2 separate regions of the Homo sapiens genome follow, and region 1 is linked to region 2. A link is a loop called in an ENCODE intact Hi-C map of the cell type or tissue named here. Cell type or tissue: CD4-positive, alpha-beta T cell. All regions are shown on one strand. Each heading gives the region's core, and the rest is flanking DNA. Links, peaks and the distances in the headings are about the cores only.

Region 1 (8,068 bases), core at 3,506-6,005, 1.1 Mb after region 2:
CATAAGGCCTGCTGAAGCGTTCCCAGGAAAGACCCTGGAACTCAAACCCAGGCAAGCCAGCTGTAGAAAGGAAGAGAATAAGTGACCTTTCATCCGTTTCTCCATATGACTTATGTAGATGTTTCTTTTGCACAGCACAGGTTGGTAGGGTCAGGGACATGAAGATAGGCTTTGTGGCAGGCAGTGTCTCTTGGCTTGTCAGCAGGAGGCCTGCCAGATAACTTCCTGCCTATCTGGTCATTCTCAAGTCTTGGCGTGTGAGTAGGGCAGTTCCACCATCTAGAGACAAGAGATGGTATTGCAGTGATCTCCTGTGCCTCTGGGTGGGGTGGGAGGAGCTTCAGGCCAAAAGAAGTGACTGTGTGCAAGGTAGACTTATGGAGGGCAAGAAAGTTTACAGCAAAATACTGGGGGAGAAGAGAGTGCCACTGAGCCACGCTGAAAGGCTCTTCAAGAGGGTATTTGAACCGGAAGGACAGGCAGGGAGGAGCTGCATATTCAGAGGTTTGGGTGGTCGGGCATTCTAGGCCATGGACAGTTGTTTGGACTGTGTCATAGCTACTAATAACCACAATTATGGGGCATTTGCTGAATGCTGGACCCAGGCTAAGCTCTCGTGAAGTTTCTTGTTTAATATGGCAGTTCTGTAAGTAGATATTGAGGAACTGGGGCTCCCAGAACCCAAGGGACTTGTCTAGAATCACACGACTCAGATTCGCACCGTGGCCTGCCTCTCTCAAGCTGTGTTTCTGACCACTACACCCGGTTGCCTGCTACTAAAGCTCTGAGCCAGGTTTGGATGCCGTAGGCTTCAAGGGGGCTGCAAGGGGACCAGAGCTGCAGACAGTTGAGGGTGACCGTTAGGGTCTGCTTAGAAGTGAGAGCCTGGAATAGGTGCCCAAGTCCCAGGCAAACTGTGACTAAAAGGAAGGCCTGGGTTGGCCTGAGTAGAGGAGGCCATTCAGGGCTGAGAAACCCCCAGGGGATTTCAGAGAGGGCTTGGAAAGGGCTGTAATGGGAGGGAGAGGTGAGAACAGGTAATAATGACTTCACAGTGCTGGGAAGGAGGGCTGGGGAGAGGAGTAAGTGGAGGTAGAGGGAGAAGCCTGTTTAAACTTAGGGGTCATCCCTGTGAAGGTGAACTGCTGGCAAAAAAAATTTTTTTGCGGTGGGTAGGGAGAAAGGAGCCTTTAGAGTTGAGCAAAACCCAGGATTGAGGGTACAAGGTCTGTGCTGAATCTCTTGGATTCAAGATCATATGTCTCTGAGGGCCCAGTCTGAAGGCTGGTACAGACTTAGGCACCTGGAAAGCTGACGTGGGAAACAGGTAGCAGTAGGTGAGACAAAGTGAGGCCTCTTGATGCCAGGAGGAGAAATGAGTACTGGGCCTTGCAGCATTCATTCAGTCCTAGGAAGTGTTGGAGGCTCACATAGGAGCCTTACATGGCTGAGGTTTCTGGGAGCCAGAGGAGGGAAATTAGGTAGGGAGGCAAGCAGAGTGGGAAGTGCAGGCACTAGCAACCTACAGAGATTTGGAGGGGAACCAGTGGTCTTGGCTTTTAGCCAGGAAGGGACTTAGGAAGTGGGATAGGTCCCTGGATGGGCCATGGGTTGCAGAAGAAGTCTAGAGGCTCTGGTGATGGTAGCTGGCCCTGCCAGAGGGGTGGGGAGGATGATCTCTTCACAGAATTTCACCAGCAACCCAGATGTCAGTGATCCCAATCCTATGTCCTGACAGGTGCTTCCTGCAGCCCCTCCTCAGCCACTTGCCAGGTCCTGACCCTGCAAGCATGTGTGTAAACACACACACACGTGTTCTTGCTTTCCTAGGGCATGACCGTGGAGGGCTCTGAGCTCTTTATTACCACTCCTCAGTTTTGCTCCCTTGCCTGCCATAATTTCTCTGCCTGTAAAGCCTGCTCTTCTCCAGGAGATAGGAGGGAAATTAGCTAATAGGATTTTGCTGGACCCAGGCTGCAGGATCAGCCACTGTACAGTTCTGCTGGTGGCCCTGGGGCGTGGGGGCTGACAGAGGGTCTTATGGTGGGGTGGAAGGGCCCCCTCAGTGGAGCCATGTGGAGGGTGATGGTTCAGAGGTCCTCTCCGCCCTTCCCTCTCCTGGCCTCCAGAAGGGCAGAGACCAAGTCTAACCCCTCACTATGATCCCTGGGTTTCCACAGGGCATGGCATGTTTGTTGAAGGAATAGATGAGAGTCCTGTGGTACGATGCCACAGGCAGGGGCCATAGGTGGGTTCCAGTAAGAAAATAGCTAGCTGTGTCCTGGTATCTGGGGCTGCATGGCTTGTCAGAGCTGCTGGTTCTTTTAGGCCTGATCTGGCACAGTCCCAGGAGGAAGGAGGTCTGAGGGCCTCCTTCCTTTGGCCAACTCTCACACCCATGCTTTGCTTCCCCAGGTGCCCCCTGATAAGTGCCGATGTGCCGTGGGCAGCATCCTGAGTGAAGGTGAGGAATCGCCCTCCCCTGAGCTCATCGACCTCTACCAGAAATTTGGCTTCAAGGTGTTCTCCTTCCCGGCACCCAGCCATGTGGTGACAGCCACCTTCCCCTACACCACCATTCTGTCCATCTGGCTGGCTACCCGCCGTGTCCATCCTGCCTTGGACACCTACATCAAGGTGAGGCACAGGCCTGGGGTGTGTGTGTTGGGGACAGCCAGGCCCCTTGGGTGGAGCTGAGGAGGACTGCCTAGAATGGGAGGAAGAAGTGGTTTTGGGAGAGCAGCACCCTGGGGCCCTCATGGAACAGGTACCTGTGGAGCTAGGAAGATGGGCAGAGGTTGTTGGCATCTCTTTCAGATGCCCAAGATCTTTTGGAAGCCGGAGCATATCCCAAGAGCATGGAGAACTTGTTCATAAATCTGATCTGGTTAGTTTGGCTCTGGCTTTGACCAAAGACATCCATAGTGCTTATCCCACACTCCTGGCTCAGATGAATGGACAGGCCACTTTATTCTCATCCTGCTGGAGGCCTGCAAAGCAAGGACCTGAGGCTCCCAGTGTCTGGGCAGGCCCCAGGTAATCATGTATTGCCCGTGGCCCTGCCTGTGCATGGGCTTATACATCTGCTCCCAGAGGCCAGGGCTGGGACAGCAGTGGCAGGCTCTGTTTCCTTTACTTCCTGACTTGGTTACTGGCAATGCTGGCAGCCCAACCTTCCTGGAGGAAGGAGAGCCAGTCACCTGGTCATCTGACGGGTTTCTGTGTCTACAGAAATTTTTTTAAAACTTGCCCTGTTACACATCCCTCCTCCCCTAAACGTTTTGTAAACTTGGTTGCTAGGGAAATGACCCCAGTTTGGGCTTGGACGTGATTGTTCATTCATTTAACTTGTATTTATAGTCTGTGTGCCAGGTGCTATAATGGGCACAATGTGAATGAAACGTTGGTGCATGAAACAGCCATTCACAGTGAGGTGGTGAAGATAGGTAATAAATATCAGACAAAAATAGGACGTGTGCTAGAGAAGGAGAGGGTGAGAAAAGTCAGGGAACCAACTTGGACAGAATGGTCAGGGACAGCCTCTCAGAGGAGATAACCTCAAGGCAGAGTCCTAGAAGAGCCTTTAGAGAGGAGATAAGAACTTCTAGTCAGAGCTTTGGTCTAAATGCAGCAGGAAGTCACTGCAGTGTTCCAACCAGGAAAATAACACAGTTGGAGCCACGTCTGTACAAGATGAGCTGTCCCATCTCTGGGCAGGGTGGGACTGGACCACAGATCTGGGACCAGGTGGAGATGCTTAGGCCTGGGGCTAAGGAATTAGCCTAGGAGGCTGTCATGAATCCCATTGTGAGTGGTGGCAGCTTGGGCAGGCCCAGCGGCTATAGAGCTGTGGACAAGGATGGAGATTTACAATCACTTTTGGGATAGAACTGATAGACTTTGGGTGGATTCACTGTTGTGGAAGGAGAGGCAGTGAGGGAGTCACAGAGGGCTCTGCTCCCCTCTGGCCTGGGCAGGTGGGCAAGTATGTAGTGATGCTTTCACTGACATGTGGGGAACTGAGGGAGGCCCTGGTTTTGGGGGGAAGGTAGCTATTTGGGCTATGTCAGGGGAGCTGCCTGAGATACATCTAAGTTGGGGGGTGTGGAGTCAGCAATGGTATGTGTGGCCTGGAGTTGAGGAAAGGCTGGGCTGGTGGATATATTTGGGGACATCAGCCTGTTGGCAGTATTTGACCTGGGAGGCTGCCCTGTGCCTCCCTGCCTCTGTGGGACCAGGTAGGCAGTGGACAGCCTGTGGCAGCAAAGGCTGCGCAGAGGGCGTGGCCAGTGTGGCAGGGGTCAGGGAACAGGACGAGAGTCAGTGGGAGTGAGAGCCTGGTACACTTGGAGGATCCTTGCAACTTTGTTCACCAAAGCAGCTTGGGGAAAGGGACACAGCGTTGATGATGGAAATGGGAGTTCAGATGTCCCTGGAGTCTGGTGTTGGGGCTGAGGAATGAATAAATGAGGCCCTGGGTCACCAGCTGTGTCCTTGGCGGTCAAAGACAGGTTTGAAGAATCAGGAGTGAGAAGACCTGGAAAGGGGAGGGCTGTCACGGTGATAAGGCAAGGGCACAGGGAGAATAGAGGGGAGTTTCCTTTGTGAGCTGGAGGGTGGTGGCCAAAAGGGGTGTGGGGCAGGATGTGCTTGCCTGGCTGCGGTTGGACTGGAGGTGGGGGCGGGCTGGCTGGTGGTGTGGGCAGGAAGGAAGATACCAGTGCCCTAGGCCTGCTTAGTGTGCTGCCTCTGGGGAGTCCCGCCCCATTTCATTCAAGGAAGGCCTCTCCAGTCCTGTCGGTGCCATCCTCAACCTCATGGGCCCATCTGGAGGGGCACCCCTGGGAAAGAGACTTCTTGGGTTCCAGACCTCAGAACAGGACATGTGGCATGTGGTGTGGTGGTGAGCAACTCAGCCACCAAAGCCTTTTCCTGGCTTCAGGGGTTTATTTTTAGACACCTTTGTCCAAATTTCCCGGCCCCTGACAGCTTCACAAGTTGCCTGGTTTTGACGTCACCTCTTTGATGAAAGCCCTTCCTCCTTCCTCCCCGCTCCCATGGGAGCCTGTCAGCTGTGCTCCTGGAGTGGGGGTTGAGACAAGGAAGCCAGTGATATGGGGGAGAGCAAGGGGCTTCTCCCAGAGACAGGTGTGAGGCATGCTTGTGTGGGCTTGGCCATCAGCGGGGAGAGTAAGATAGAGGCCGGCTGCCCACAGAAGAGGCATGGCCGAAGGTCCTGGGCTTGTTTTGGCAGCAGGGTGTGGGGGTTGCCTCTGCCCCTGTGTTTAGCCTGACCTTGCGTCTTGGGGAACAAAGCCAGGGGAGAGATGAGGAAGGGGCTAGCTCTGTTTGCTGGTCACAGCCTGCAGTGGACAGGGGTGGCCCTGTGCCTCTCTCAGCCCAGGAGACAGCAAGGAGAGAGTATAAGGCTCCCTTCCATCCCTGCCTTCATCTCCCCTGCCCTGAGGTCAGAGAAAGGAGATTACTAATGAGACTAGTTGCGTCTCACTCTTCTAGCACCGACAGCTTTTAACTGTGTGTGCGTGCGCGTGTGTACACCCTTCTTTTTCTCTCTGGATCTGGGACTGCTGTGAAGGCTCTTCAAATGGAATGACAGCAGCCGTCAGCTTTCTGCTTTGGCAGGGGTGAGAGAGGCCAGGAGCCCTGCTGCCAGGAGTTGCGGGGGGAGGACTTGGCAGGCTCACCAGCCTCTCCAGAGGCTAGGTGAGGGGCAGGGGTGAATGGATCTTAGCTTCGGGTTTGGGAGGTGGAGAGCAGCTGCTGTCCCGGGAGTTGCAGATGTGCCTGAGCCTGGAACAGGATTGGTCTCATGGGACAGAGGGACCTGAAGTTCACGGCGAGAGGCCCAAGGAGAAGCACTTGTCAGGACTCTCGGGATTCTGGAAGGGATGGCTGATCTCAGCTTTCCTGGTTTGCATGGCAGCCTCTGGCTCTCTGGCTAGCCTTCCCCAGCTTGGCAGCCTGGCAAACTGCTATAGATGCTGGAACTCTGCCTTTCTCCATATAAACTGCTAAGGGCCCCCAGGCTGAACACTCATTCCCCTGGAATCCATGCGTACTGTGTGACCATCACTCCATATGGAAGATGCCTCAGCTTTGTCAGGCTGCTCCGCTGGAGTCCAAGGAGGTGGCCTCTAGTACAGGAGGAGACCACTCCCCAAGTCCCAGGAAAGGGGTATCTTCTGGAAGCTGCAGGATGGAACAGAGCTTGCTTGAAATTGCAAACCTGCAGAGGGGAGATGGGGCCCAGATGTGAGCCCAGAGCAATGGGCAGAGGCCCCCAAATTCACCAGTCTTAATGAGTGTCCAGGGAAGGCTTCGGACACATGGAACAGACCAGGACTGAGGGATGGGCCTGGGAATTCGATGTGTGGGATTGTGTGTGTAAGGTCTCTAGTGCAGTTTGCTCATATCTGTCTGTAGCACTTGGTGAGGAAGGCCATTGAGAGTGTTTGACACACAGCCAAGCCCCCATGCCTGATTTCTCTCCCAGACCCGTCCAGAATCTTTTTCAAAAGTGCCCTTCCCCATGGTCTCTGATTTCAGGGAGTTTTTAGGGGGAGGGTCTTTGTAAAATGGTTTGAGCCTCCTCTCCCAAGTTTAGGGTGTTACAGGGCATTGTTCATGTAGTGGCTGATTGGCTGGGGAGTGCAGGTGGCCCTGGAGGTCAGACTAATGTCTGACTATCCACCATCAAATTGGAGAAAAGCGTGTAAGTAAGGAGGGGTCACCGAATATAGTGAGCCTGTGAGGGGAACCTTGGTGGCCGAATTCTGGGACAGCTGGGTTGACTGGGACTGTCTTACCAGGGGCTTAAAGGGGATAAGGCCAGGTGTGGTGGCTCATGCCTGTAATCCCAACACTTTGGGAGCCTGAGGTGGGAGGATCACTTGAGCCCAGGAGTTCCAGACCAGCCTGGGCAACATAAGTGAGATCCTGCCTCTAAAAAAAACAGAAAAAAAATTAGCCAGGCATTTGTAGTCCCAGCTACTCAGGAGGCTGAGGTGGGAGGATCGCTTGAGCCTGGGAGGTCAAGGCTGCAGTGAGCCATGATTGTGCCACTGCAGTCTATCCTGGGTGACAGAGTGAGACTCTGTCTCAAAAATAAATAAATAGATAAATGAAGGGGGCATGGTGGCTCACACCTGTAATCCCAGCACTTTGGGAGGCTGAGGCAGGTAGATTACTCCAGCTCAGGAGTTTGAGACCAGCCTGGACAACATGGTGAAACCTCGTCTCTACAGAAAAAAAATACAAAAAAATTAGCTGGGCGTGGTGGCGTGCACCTGTGGTCTCAGCTACTCGGGAGGCTGAGACAGGAGAATTGCTTGAGCTCAGGAGACAGAGGTTGCAGTGAGCCAAGATCACGCCATTGCACATTAGCTTGGGTAACAGGAGTGAAACCCATCTCAAAAAAATAAAAGTAAAAACATTAAAAAAAAAAAAAAAGGGAAGGAAGGAAGTAAAGTAAGAAAGTAAGGCAAGGACCCCAGACCATAGTTCTCAGACTGCCCTGGCTGTGCTGAGGTGCCCTGTGGCTATCAGCCTGTGGTGGGAGCTGTACTCAGACCCTTTCCTGCTTCACCTGGAGTAGTTCTGCCTGTGAGTTTTACAACCCAGGTGTCTTGAGCTTTTGTTTGGAAGGGAGCTTCTAAGGCTCAGCTGGTTTGAAAACCTCTGTCCTAAGAGAGGGGCAAAACTGGGCAGATGCCACCTCCAGTCCCGCCCACTACATGTCTGTTCTCGATCCTGAGGATGCTGTAACTGCAGTATGAGTGGAGCTGGGAGGCACCAGGGCCCAGCCCTTGTGCAGGTAGGGCAGGAGCTCCAAAGAGAGGCACTTGTCTTGAGGGGAGTGTGACTGATTGGAAGCTGGACCTGGAGGGACCCTGGGGAGCTGCAGGTTGGAGTTCTCCTGGGGTGGTGGTGACTGAACTCCTGAGTGGTGGGTGATAGCATTATGGGGCAGCCAGCTTGGAACTAAGGCCTGTGGGCCCCAGCAGATTGCCTGTGGAAATGGGTCAGCCTGTTGAGCAGTGGCTGTGAG
Region 2 (8,068 bases), core at 2,109-4,608:
GCGACCACCGCCCCTTGCTGCACGTCTGTACTCTCAGGCCGTTCGTCCCGCACTCCCAGCTTGCCCCGGGCTCGCAGCCCAGCCCAGTTCAGAGGCTCCAAGGCTGGGGTGTGTTGGAAAAGTCTGGGCGGGACTCACTCTTCCCCTTTCCCCCAGGTGCCACTAGAAGCGCCAGGCTGGGGCCGCCTCTGAGCGCCCCGCGGGGGCCATGGATGGTGAAACAGCAGAGGAGCAGGGGGGCCCTGTGCCCCCGCCAGTTGCACCCGGCGGACCCGGCTTGGGCGGTGCTCCGGGGGGGCGGCGGGAGCCCAAGAAGTACGCAGTGACCGACGACTACCAGTTGTCCAAGCAGGTGCTGGGCCTGGGTGTGAACGGCAAAGTGCTGGAGTGCTTCCATCGGCGCACTGGACAGAAGTGTGCCCTGAAGGTCAGTGAGCCCTCACTGAGGCCTGGGGTATCCTGGAGGGTCCACAGCGGAAGCCTGTGAGTGAAGCTATGTCTAGCGCCCCTGCTAAGCTTCCTATGCTCAGCAACATGTTTCATCGTCATACTGTCCTGTAAGGTCAGGCTTGTGGTCCTCCCTACTTCACAGATGGGGAAACTGAGGCGTAGCCTAGCTAAGCTTTGAGTGTCCCAGTGAGCAAGGGGTGGAGTCACTATGGCTAGAGATGCTGTATCCGGAAGCAGGGAAGGGGTGACTCCTGACTCTGGGATTCTGGCTGGACCCATGTGTTCAGGCCCAAAGGGGATCTCTTGTTCAGCTTGGCTGCCCCTTCCATGTGAAGCTCCTCTGACTGGAATGGATCTGTTTCCCTTTGCTGGAAGCTGAGACCCCACCAAGGCTTGGGTGGGACTGCTTCTTCCCTGTGGCCCCTGCCTGTCTGGGCTGGAGTGGTGTGAGCCTCCCAGGGCTGGCCAGAGGACAAGGCTGATGCCCACTGCACCTGTGGAGCCTCAGGAGGCTGCTGATAGACTCCTGACGAGTCGCTGGTCCCGTGTTGAAAGGGACAGGCCCTGGGCCAACCCACCCCTGGTTCCTGGGCAGAGGGCGGGCCAGCCATCTAGCCACCTCAGACTATAGGCTCCCTGGAGACCTGGCATGCTGATATAGGTGGCATGGTGGGGGTCAGGGGGATGCTGGGGGCGGGTACCTGGTTCCAGCTTAAGGCATACAGTTCTGGGCCTAGGGCCACACCCCATACCCAGAATCCCTTGAATCTGTCATCTCTGGGGTCTTTACTCATTTGTAGCTTGTGCCAATGGATGGGTAGAGCATGGCAGGGATAGTGGCTCCTGGAGGCTAGAAGTACAGCAAAGGCCCTTCTCATTTTACAAAAGATTTTTTTTTTTTGAGGCAGAGTCTCACTCTGTCGCCAGGCTGGAGTGCAGTGGCACAATCTCAGCTCACTGCAACCTCCACCTCCCAGGTTCAAGCGATTTTACTGCCTCAGCCTCCTGAGTAGCTGGGACTACAGGCGTGCGCCACCACGCCCAGCTAATTTTTTGTATTTTTAGTAGAGACAGGGTTTCACCATGTTGGCCAGGATGGTCTCGATCTCTTGACCTCGTGATCTGCCTGCCTTGGCCTCCCAAAGTGCTGGGATTACAGGCGTGAGCCACCGTGCCCGGCCTTTACACAAGTTTTAATTATGAGTCCAAGTGCAGAGTCCTCTAGATATGGCTAATAGCTATCCTGTGTTTGCCAGTTTCATGACCTTGGATGATATCCTAGACTCTGGAAGCCAGGTTTCTGCATCTATTCATGGGGAAAGATAAGGAGTTGTTGTGAACATGAAATGAGATTATACATTTAAAGCACTTGGTACAGGACCTGATACAGGTCTGGAGAGGTTACAGGACTTATTTAAGGCACAAGGTCTTAAAGCATCTGAGCAGGGAGCTGGACCCAGCTCTCTGTGTCTTTCCCAGGACCACTAGGGCCAACAGAGGAGGTTGTCTCCCCGGAGTACCTTGGAGGGGAACATGCGGGTGGGTCTAGGAGAGGATCAGGGTTGGGCTGGTGGGGCTGGGCCCCAGGTATAGCTTCTTTGCCCACTAACCCAGCAGTCGAATGGGGTCGGGGAGCTTTTCAGAGTATCAGGAATGGGATTCTCTGAGTCTTTTAGGGAAAAAGTGGCTCTTCTGAGGGCAGACGGGGGTAAGAGGATGAGGAATGAGAGTTTTCATCCCCCTCTGGGCACTATTTAACCTTCCACCTGTGCTAGGATTGAGGGCAGGCTGGGTGGGTGAGGGATTGAGGCCAGAGACCCACTTCTTAATACCAAGGCTTTGACCCTGTGGGCCAAGACTGAGCTCTGACCAGCCCCTGTGGTGTCCAGATGCTGTGGGTGAGTCAGGGATGGGGTGGGAGACCAGAATTTGTAGGCCCACACAGTGCCAGCTTTAAGTAAGACTGGACTTAACCCCTTCCCCATAGATGCTATGTCTGATGAGTGACTTGGGGTAACTTCTGACTGCAAGAACTTCCACAGCACCTCATCAGTGCTCTCCTTGTTCTGGACTGGGAATTGGGTCAGGCCTGGAGTGGATTTCCCTCTGTACCCCTTTATGGGTGAGCATGGCTAAGGCTACTAGCTTGGGACCTTCAGGATCTGGCCCTAAATTGGCCCTCAAAGGGGACATGGATTAGATGTGGCTCCCACTCCAGGACCTTCCTGTTCTTAGTATCACTAGTGACCAAGCCTAGAAGTCCTTACCCAGCTAAGCAGGCATTTACTATCTCCCAATATTGGGCTAAGCACAACCTCTGGTACAGTTATTTTACCTGTCTTGTGAGTGGTAGCTGTGGCCACGAGGAGGAAGGTGACATCTCCCCACTTATAGCTTCTGCCCATTGCCCAGGAAGACCAGGACCTGGGGACCTCAGTACATGGGCAGGCCTGGGCCCAGGGAGCTTAGCCAGCTCATGATGGATCACAGTCCTCTCCTTGCATCTGCCTAGCCCTCTCCCCGCAGTTGCCCCAGCTCAGCCTAGGCAACAGTCGTGGGCTCTGTGTCTTTCTGCCTCCCTGGTGATGTACTCCAGGTTAACCAGGGTGGCCTGTCCTCATCTTATAACTTGACCTTGTTCAGGCCATCTCTGCCCATTTGTCTCATGCTCATCCTCTTGGCTCTGTTGCCCAAGATGGAAGATAGTGCTTAACAGGAAGCCTGAAACTCAGCAAACACTCATAAAACAGGAAGAGCTGTGGCCACTGTCCTTGTAACTGTTGCTATTCTGTGGAGGCCCTAGAGGAGCAGGTCCCTCCCTCCCAGGGAGCTGGGCCTCTTCCGCTTTCCCTTAGCCCCTGACCACCTGCTTGGTTCATCTTGGCCTCAGTCATACTCAGTGGCTCCCTCCCAAGGCTACCTTCTGCTGCCAGTGCAGCCATTCTACTCCATTGTACCCCAAGCCCTCATTGCTGTCCTCTTGGCAGGAACTGGAGGACTGCCTTTCTTGGAGAGGGTGTATGGGCCAGGCGGTCCTCCAGTGTCTGCTTCTCCTGCTGACCTCTTGCTTGTGCCCTCTCCCAGGCTTAACTAGTTAATTAGTACCTTCAGCTTTCCCTCTAACTGGGCACAGCCCTGCAGATTTGTCACACATCAGTTACCCCACCACATCCAAGATCCAGTCCTTCAAACTTTATCACATACATGAAAATTGGGACCCAAAGTGAGTCACACGGTTTGAAGTGGGGGGTGTAGCAGAGGCCCGAATTTTCTCCCCTCCTGACATCCTGCCCAGCCCTCTTGTGGTTTTTGGCCTCTTGGCAGGCAGAAGTGACCATGGCACTTAGTATCTCTAAATAAAAGCAATAGGCTGGGTGCGGTGGCTTGTGCCTGTAATCCCAGCACTTTGGGAGGCTGAGGCAGGAGGATCATTTGAGTCCAGGAGTTTAAGACCAGTCTTGGCAACATGGTAAGACCCTTATCTCTACACAAAATTTAAAAATTAGGGCTGGGTATGATGACTTATGCCTGTAATTCCAGCACTTTGGCTGAGGCGGGAGGATCACTTGAAGTCTGGAGCTCGAGACCAACCTGGCCAACCTGGCAAAACCTTGTCTCTACTAAAAATAAAAATACAAAAATTTGCTGGACACAGTGGCGGGCGCCTGTAATCCCAGCTACTGGGGAGACTGAGGCAGGAGAATCGCTTGAACCTGGGAGGCGGAGGTTGCAGTGAGCCGAGATCACGCCACTGCACTCCAGCCTGGGTGACAGAGTGAGGCTGTGTCTCAAAAAAAAAAAAAAAAAAAAAAAGTAGCCAGGTGTGGTGGCACACACCTGTAGTTCCAGCTACTCAAGAGGCTGAGGTGGAAAGATGATTGCTCGAGCCTAGGGGTTTGAGGCTGCAGTGAGCTGTGGTCATGCCACTGTACTCCAGCCTGGGTGACAGAGTGAGACCCATCTCAAAAATTGAAAGAAAGAAAAGCAATAAAAGGCCTTATGGAGACATAATGGTGGGGTCTTCTTTCCTGCCCCTGTGTTATGGACTGTGGGGCTGGGGGCTCTTCCCCTCTGACCCCTAAAGCATTTTGGAGGCTCTTCTAGGCTCCCAGTGCCCTCTTCTTCCCTTCTTTGTTAAGGAGAGTAGAGTGGTGGGGTGGTGGATCCACATGTCCAGGAGACCTCTGCAGAGTCCTCTGGGTCAAGTCTTTGTAGCAGCCATCTTCCTTCTGGTTCCCAGGATCTGGGGAGGTTGCTGGGGCTGCTGCCTCTGGGACAGTTTCCTTCCCCTTGATGCCAGTTGGCTTCCGTGAGCCAGGCTGCTCTGCATGTGGGATCTCAGTGATGCCTCAAAGCACAACACAGAAGAGGGCATATTTCTCCTGACAGATGGGAAACTAAGCTCTGGAGACCAGGAGGAGATCTCACAGGGATTTGAGATTACACAGGGATGCTGGGACTTGGCTGTGTATGTTCTGAGCCTCTAACTGTGGCATTCAAAGTCTCTGCAGTCCAGCCCACCTCCCTTTTCTACTTTAGGTGACATCTTTCCTTCTCCAGCACTGAAGAATTTCTTCTCATCTGTCAAGACTCAGCCCCAGTGCCACCTCTTCCAGGAAGCTGCCCAGAGTTCCTGGCTTTGGGGCAATGGAACCTTCTTTGACCCCTTTGATAATACTCCCCTTTGATTCAAAGCTCTTTTATAGCACCTAGGCCCAAGGCCTGGCATATATCAGAGATTCATGAATGCTTATGAAAATGACCAGGCTCTGGCCCCTCTGAGCTTTGGAAGGAGCATCAGGAGCTGGACTTTTTCCAGGTTGCACCTTCTCCACAGGAGAGGGGTTCTTTGATTACAGCTCAGAGATAAGCCACAGAGAAATGCTATTTCTACTCTCCTAAGATCTGGGAATTCACAATGGAATCTAACAGTTCCACTGCCTCAATAGACCTCATGGAGAATTCCTGGGAGAAAGGAAATGCCCATTCATGAGGCCATTTCTGCTCCCTGCCTGCTGTCCAGGCTGCACCTCTGAGTAGACAGAGGGGCTCTGTATAACCAGAATGCCAAAAGGAAGATAGAACATGATGGATGCAGAGACTGGGAAGCAATGGATCCAGAGCCCAGTACCCTGGATGCCTCACTCTCCCTGGGGGGATGGTGCCCACTGCTCCAAGGGTGAGGCTGGCCTGTTGGGGCTGGTACTGTTGAGCTGGATTTGAAGCCAGGTGAAGCTGCCAGGCAGGCCAGGCCCTTTTTCATTTGGCAGCCATCATCCCCTCACCTACCATCTCCAGACCGGTCAGATCAGCCTCTGCAGGGCCACTTGTTAGAGTCAACAAATCAGGAGGCACATGGAGGGACTATGCAGCCGGTACAATAGAGTCCCTGGAAATAGTTTCACTGCCCCCTGGGTTCTCCCAACGCTGCTCCTTACCTAGAAGGAAAGAATCTGAGGAGCCAGAGTGTTAACTGCCAGGGATGAGCAATTTGCTTTTTCATGAAGATCCTGGGGAGGGCATCAAACCCTACAAAATGCAAATAGTGGAATTTTAGGCAGAGGTTGATTGTTCTGAGATGGTTCGTACCGTGCCTGGCTGGCCTTGCTTACTGTTTTCGAAGCTGTGCTCCCAGCCTACTCTCAGGATCACCTCTGCTGGGGCTTCTAGGATCTTTTCCCATCCCATCTAGGAACTGATGCCAGCTCTCCAGGATTCAGGCCTTGGTGCTGTGGATTCTGATACCCCCATAAACGGCTAACAGTTTTTCAGAGCATTCTGCCCAGCGGGCCCTGTCCACAGTGCACAACAAGGCACAGAATGAGTTGTCTTACCTAACTCTTATCACTCCCATTATATGGATGAGGTTCAGAGGTCAGCAGCTTGCCCAAAGTGCTCAACTAGTGGGTAGCAGGGCTGAGCTGTGAGCCTAGGCAGTTTGATGCCAGAGTCCTAGCATCTAAGTCATCTCACTCCTCATGCAAGTCTGTGGGGACACGGGAGGGTCTCTGAGACTTGGTCCTTGGAAAGATGCTGGCATTGTCCTCTCTGGCTCCACTGGGAGCCCTGGCAGCCCCAGCTGGGCCCTGAGTGATGCTGCCAGTGTCTACCTACATCTGCTCAGTCCTCCTCACTGTATGGAACTCTGTGCCAGTGATTGGACAGGTGGCAGTCCCATGAGGCCAGCACACAAGGACCATGATGACTGTGAAGGCCACCTCAGAAAGGTCGTGTGCCTTTTCCCAGGCCTTGTGAGTCTCAGACAAGTGCAGCTGGGCAGAGCCCAGAGCACCACGGGCAGGAAATCAGACTGGTGAGTGGGCGAGTGGAAACTGTATCTGGGCTGGGCCAGCTAGGAGAGGCTTCCTGGAAGAGGTTGCCAGTTTAATTCAGACCTCTGGTTTGAGAAGGATGTGGATGACAGAGGAAGGCACAGGGTGTATGTGTGTGCCTGTGTGTGTGTGCACTCACGTGTGTGTGTGTGTGTGTGTATGTGTATGTGTGTGTGCATGTGTGTGACAATATGCCTGGTTTAGACATTCAGCACCTGCTGTGGAGTACCAGTTTCCCACTCGCAGACCTGTGTTCTGGCAGGATGTGGTTGACCTCAGCAGGGCCGGTGTCAAAGTCCTGACAAAGACTGGGAAGCTGAGGGAGGACCAGAGGAATCTGTGGAGGAAGAGGCGTTTGTGTAGGGCCTTGAAGGGTAGAGCACCATTGCTGAGGGTGCTGCAGGGACTCCTGGGTCACTTGGGCTGTTGTTCAGACTATATGGGAAGGACTCAGTTTTCATTACAACAGAGGTCTGTTGTATCTCTTCTGAGCTTCACACCTGGGGAAGTGGAGTTAGATCCCTCATTTTCCTCTGCTGGGGACATCATCATGGAAGATCTCTGGGTGGAGGCAGTAGTTGGAACATCTGGCTCTGTAAGCCCGCAACCTCCCTTGGCTCCAGGCTGCCATGTCTAATGGTGAAGGCCCATGGGCAAGAGCTGAGGACATCCCTAGGTGAGAGGCATTCCAAGCATACCTGTGCCATGAGAGTGTGCACAAAGCGCTTCCTGGAGAGCTGGCTCTGCTGCTCTCAGGACAGTGAGACCATGGCTCCTGTGAGCACTGGTGTTTTCCCTGGAGAACATTAGTTCTACTGCTCTCCCTCCATCTATTGGACATCTTGTGTGGTCCCAGATGAAAGGCCCCATCTTGGGGTTGAGAGAGGAACAGTGCTCTCGGCTTAAAATGCTTTCTGTGACATTCTCCCCAAGTGACTTTGGACTAAAGGCAGTTTCATAATCTTTTGCAAAACCATCATCTTTGTGGTGCAGTTGAACCCTGGGTTTGAATATGTGGTGGGGAGTAGGATCCAGTCTCGGTGACTGTTACTATCCCTGCATTCATGCTATGAGACAACATAGGCCGGCAGACACTCAGAAGGCAGGGCTCTCATTTGGGGTGGCCTGGGTGCATTTGCTGGTGAAACATTATTGGTTTTTATGAGGACTCACTTGGGTGCGCCCTGCACCTGGGGAACCCAGCCCCTTGAGGGACAGGAAAGAATGGCGTGAAGGGAGCTCTGGGTCCTGGGCTCCTCCCCACCCTCCTGCCCGTTTGGAACTAA

The links. Peaks named below come from ENCODE experiments on the same cell type or tissue, not always from the same donor. Only the 100,000 strongest peaks of a DNase experiment are listed, where the experiment ranks them.
Region 1: it touches region 2 in a loop (5-fold over the local background); 19 of 110 quality-filtered maps call a loop at or near these places.

What each region holds. Positions count from the first base shown.
Region 1 is chr3:51,681,998-51,690,065 of GRCh38, forward strand. It overlaps TEX264 (testis expressed 264, ER-phagy receptor), which reads left to right. Exons shown (of 5, transcript NM_015926.6): 3 at 2,416-2,637. Among named protein-coding and RNA genes, the nearest start is that of TEX264, 15 kb to the left of the region's middle. RefSeq lists a silencer at 4,551-4,600 and an enhancer at 4,994-5,609. In CD4-positive, alpha-beta T cell, for the core only: no CTCF peak of the experiment used is centred there; a DNase peak (open chromatin) is centred at 4,684; H3K4me3 peaks cover 1,297 bases; H3K27ac peaks cover 2,011 bases.
Region 2 is chr3:50,617,358-50,625,425 of GRCh38, forward strand. It overlaps MAPKAPK3 (MAPK activated protein kinase 3), which reads left to right. Exons shown (of 11, transcript NM_001243925.2): 2 at 157-427. The coding sequence starts at 209. Among named protein-coding and RNA genes, the nearest start is that of MAPKAPK3, 4.2 kb to the left of the region's middle. RefSeq lists enhancers at 1-467, 468-1,420 and silencers at 98-247, 6,658-6,707, 6,738-6,837. In CD4-positive, alpha-beta T cell, for the core only: no CTCF peak of the experiment used is centred there; DNase peaks (open chromatin) are centred at 3,274 and 3,714; H3K4me3 peaks cover 1,342 bases; H3K27ac peaks cover 1,725 bases.